2 separate regions of the Mus musculus genome follow, and region 1 is linked to region 2. A link is a loop called in an ENCODE intact Hi-C map of the cell type or tissue named here. Cell type or tissue: left cerebral cortex. All regions are shown on one strand.

Evidence for each region. Hi-C counts contacts between places; a loop is a spot of excess contacts. Peaks named below come from ENCODE experiments on the same cell type or tissue, not always from the same donor. Only the 100,000 strongest peaks of a DNase experiment are listed, where the experiment ranks them.
Region 1: a loop joins it to region 2, with 4 times the contacts of the local background. A loop is called at or near these places in 3 of 42 quality-filtered maps.

Annotation. Positions count from the first base shown.
Region 1 is chr2:76,617,311-76,619,810 of GRCm38, forward strand. It overlaps a transcript of Prkra not described here. Among named protein-coding and RNA genes, the nearest start is that of Prkra, 29 kb to the right of the region's middle. In left cerebral cortex, a CTCF peak has its summit at 991 (motif pointing left); a DNase peak (open chromatin) is centred at 973.
Region 2 is chr2:76,133,837-76,136,336 of GRCm38, forward strand. All of the region lies in intron 9 of Pde11a (phosphodiesterase 11A), which reads right to left. Among named protein-coding and RNA genes, the nearest start is that of Gm52518, 99 kb to the left of the region's middle. In left cerebral cortex, no CTCF peak of the experiment used is centred here; no DNase peak of the experiment used is centred here.

The DNA of each region.
Region 1 (2,500 bases), 480 kb after region 2:
AGAGAACTGAGAATGTTAAACACTCAGGGGTCTCTCCTCAAAGTAGGGGTTACCTGTTTTCTGCCCCAGAGGGCTCCGAGTGGATGCTGTTAACAACCTGGTGACCTTTTTGCTACCTGTGGGGGCAAACTCACCCACCTTTTCTATAGAGGCAGACCTCACTCAAGTTCCTCCCAAAAGATTATTGCAGACTCTCCCCTCCCTAGATCGTTATCTTGAGCTCTCAGTTAATAGCCTATCCTTAATGGGGGTGTCACCAGTCTGATCTAGGTTGGTGAAGTCAGCCTGGACAGAGGTTTCATTCTCTCCCCTTCATGGATCACTTCCTGGCCTGGCCACCTACAGGGTCTCTCTCAGCTAATTATCTTTTATTACTACAGAAATCGATTGAAGGGTATTTGGAACATGAAAAGGCAGCTATATTTACAGGAATAATTAAACATTAGGATTTTTTAATGTCTTCTTCATACCCAGGAAGTATGGACAAGTCTCAGAGAGTTTTACTCTAGAGCTGTCCAGACAGTTCTGCGGATAAAAGAGCTTGCAGCACAAAGTAGATGACATGAGTTCTATCCTTGGGTTCCACAATAAAGCAGAGAAACGACCAGAAAATTGTACTCTGACCTATGCACATGCCCACCTCTCTCTCTCTCTTACACACACACACACACACACACACACACACACACACACACGACATTGTCACATTTTGTTCAAATTAAATAGCTCATCAACTATATTTCTGGAATCCTTGTTTTTGTTTTGTTAAGACAGAGTCTCTCTGTATAACTCTGACACTCTCAGAACTTGCTATATAGACCAGACTGGCATCAGAGTCTCATAAATTTGCCTCCAAATGCTGGTATTAAATTAATGGGCCACCAAGTCTGTTCTCTGGAATCACAGCTGAAATTAAATGAGTCTTAGGTAGAATTAATTCAGGAGATGGGCTTAGACCATGTATGTCTCCCCCAAGTGGCTAAAAGGCTGAAGTGCCTATGGCTAAAGACAATTTGCTAACTAGCATTATTAGCTCGAAGGGAAAGCTCAGAGAAGATGCATAGGGCACCATTCTAGAAGTTTGGTATGTAAAAATATATGACATGATATGCATTAAGAAAACTTAAGTCTATATCTATACAGTAGAGATAACAATTAAAATATAAAGACTCATGTTTGAGTGTCAAATTCTTGAAGGGACATCTATCTCAGCAGGACATACTTCAGAAAATGAGGCTCTACTGCCATTATCTGAGGTCATTTACATTCCCAGAGGGAACGTTTTCCATGAAATGTACCTGTGTCTCACACCGTGTGTTAACACAAACCTAGATAGTGCAAGTCACATACCCTGCCACTCTGTGAGATTTCCTGATGTACCCTCCCCACCCCACACCCCACCCTCCAAGATGTGGTAAATCTGAGAGATGCAGGGGGCTCATTCTAATGATAAAAGGAAACATACAGACCAGGGCTATAGCTGTTCGTTATCATCAAGTATTTACTGTCTATAATTGCATACGCTGAAGGGCATATACAAACATACATGGAAGGGCAATACAAATCCATCAATGAGGAAAGTTTTTTGTATTTAAAAATATTAATTGCTTCAAATGATCAGACTAATGAATATGGGATTAATTTACAGCACAAGAGGTTTATTCACACCAGCATCGTCATAAGAAATGTGCTGTACTTCTGCCTTATGCCGGCTATAATGTCACCAGGCAACAGGAACTTCTCAGCTCTGTAATGGGACCACCATCACTGACCAAATGTTTTCAGAAAATGACTAGTTATTAGCTTGTAGCACAGCTCTGGCATCTTCTGTATACTATACAGAGCCATTATGGTCTGTGGTAGAGAGAGTAAATCAAGGGCCTCTATGTCCTCTGTGAGGATGGAGGAAAGTGTCTTGAAGGAAGGAGTGGGGACAGGGAGACCTGCCTTTAGGACTTGTTAGTCTGAGAGTGAGCCTGGGATAATCCACTTGTAACCACGGACTCCCTGACACATGCTTAGTTAGAAGACACGTGCTGTTAGGTGTGAAATACAGGTTGGGTTTCAAAGAGACATAACACAGAGTGTAGAATACCTCACTAGTGATCTTTACACCGATTATATTTTGAAGCAAAATATTTTGATATACTGGTTAAAGGTAAAGTAAACTGTTTCTTTTCTCTTAGAAACATGTTTAAGTGCATAGATAATTTACACTGATTTTTTTTCAGACAGCAGTAATCTAATGGCAACTGAAGAGCCTCCAGCTCTTCTTCAGAACGGATAAAGTCTGTACTGTTTGCTAACAGCAATAGAAACTCTCGGTGTCTCATGATAAAAGACCACAGTCTTAGTTAGGGTTTCACTGCTGTGGAGAGACACCATGACCACAGCAACTCTTATGAGTGAGAACATTTACTTGGGGCTGGCTTACAGATCCTGAGACTTGTTTCATTATTGTTACGGCGGGAAGCATGGCAGCTTGCAGGCTGACATGGTG
Region 2 (2,500 bases):
GTCACAATCACCAAGATTTGACTCCCAGTGACATGAAGGTTGGAGGGTCACCAAGGTGGCAATACCAGGACATAACAGGGAACGCTGCTTGTGACTGGCGTGACAAAAGGCCACAGAATGAACAAATCAACAGCGGAAGTCCACTTCTTGAAAGGGTGAGATTGTCACAATCTGAGTTGATCTGGAACTGTTGGCAGTGTCAGTCATAACTTTTAAGGACAGAAGGCCCCTGAGTGGCACCAACATGAAGGTGTTTTCTGGGACCACAGATGATAAGTCATCATATTCAGAGACTGTGCCTAGGGATGGCCTTGGAGCTGTGGGGTTTAGGAGAGAATGGCCATAAGACTCTCTCTTCTGGGGACAACTGGCCCTTCATGCTCTAACCCGTCACTCCAGTCATTTAACAGGGAGCCTATGCACCAGGAGGTGCTGGGGATCGAGAACACAGCAGTGCATGGGTTGTTTTCCCTGTGGATTAACGGTGCTCCACCACAATGGGATCCAGTTGGGGCTAATAGATGGAATGTGCTTAGTTGGGCCAGCTGCTTTGTTGTTCATTTGTCTGTGGATAGCTGCAAGCAGTAAAGAGCAATGAGTGAGGAGACTGGAGACACAGAGTTTGGTGAGAGTTAAGGAAACACCCTCCACAGCTGCTGTTTCAAATTCATGACCTTTGTCCCTCCTCCCAGTTGCATCTCGGTACTGAGCATACTACTGCATATCAGAGCGCAGTGGTGACGGTTGTTATAAGTGTTACTGGCTGCTCAATAAAACCCTCACAGGTATTATTTCACTTAATTCTCACAACAGAGTCACAATATGAAGGCAGTTTGACAAACAGACCTTCCCACTCTAGTAGTGATTAGTGTGTGTGCTATGCATGCATGTTGAGTTGTGTGGGTACAGTTGTGTGTGTGTGTGTGTGTGTGTGTGTACTTGCATGCACATGGAGGCCCAAAGAACCCGGTGATCACCAGGTCAGGCTGGGCTAGCGGGCAGTGTTGCCCAAGGGAGGCTCCATCTATGCATGGGGGAGGGGCATAGAATTACAGGCAGCTGGCAAATCCACCCAGCTAGCTGTCTGATTCCCATGTGGGTTCTTGGGAGCCACACTCTGGATCAGGCTGGCTTCAGTTTCACAGAAATCCTCTTGCTGGGTCTCCTGAATTCTGGGATTAAAGGCACATACCACCATGTCTAGTTTAGTAGTGATTCTTAGCTATCAGCTTCACCTATTGATTAAAGGTACTGTCTTTAGTCTTTACTATAAACATGGTTCATAGAAACAAAGCAATTCTTTCTCAGGAGAACTACCCCAAGTCCCTTACCTCAATGTTTTCTGTCTACCATCTTTCTTTTCCTCATCCCTCCACCTCAGACTTATTCCACAGACTTCCCTTTGTGCAAAGGACCCTGCCAGGCACTACAAATAAATTATGAAACTGAATGAATTATGAAACTCAGAATTTATGATCTAAACAGGAAGAAAATAAGTGTGCAGACAGATTAGAGAACAATAATTTTGTGTCTTTTAAATCTGCAATTGTCCTCTCAGTTTTTTTTCTCCCAGCTGGGAGAAAATATTAAGTATCATCTATAGCAAAGATGCTGAGAAAAATAGGTCTTGAGTCAAAATCAGCCCCTGAGACTTATAGGAAAGAATATTTCTTTAGAAATTCGTGGGTCTGGGGGACATGCAAGGATCAGAATATATTTCTTGGTAGGAAGCATGTATAAATGTATGTATGGAGGAAGTGGATCTGGGCAACATATCCTCAGAGCCAGGGTCCCCTGTGTGATACGAAAGAAAGGTTGTACATTTACAGAAACACACACACACACACACACACACACACACACACACACACACTCACACACACACTCACACACACACACACACACACACACACACACACACACACACACTCTAGTTCATACTCTATTTTAAGTCCTGACAATTGTTTTCAGTTGTTTGCTGGGTACATGGTCTAGTTATGTAGCCCAGGATGCCCTCAAACACATCCCCCTGCCTCTGCCTCCCAAGTGCTGCAATAACAGCAGTGACAAAATATACTGACTTCTCTCTATTTAAGAAATCAAGTATAAAAGTCTGTATCTAATGATAGGAAGTGCCTGGCTGAGCTCCCAAGAATCCCCCAGTTCCCTGCCATTACAGGCAACACTATATAGTTTTCAAGAGAGGGTCTCCATTTGTTGCCCAAGTAAACCCAAGACTATAAAAGAATTGAGACCCAGTGACGAGAGCCCTTTAAAATCACCACACGAGAAGCTGTATTAAAGGCCACATTGTTAGGAAGGTTGAGGACCAGTGCTCTAAAAGATTCTGAGCATTCGGAATTCTAATGTATTTATTATAAGTCATGCAAGAAGAAAGACAAGTAATAAGCAACCATCTTAACCATAAAAAAGAAGCATTTAAAAAATCAAGTCCCATGAGCAGGACAACTTTTCACCTCATAAAATCAAGGCCTTTCAG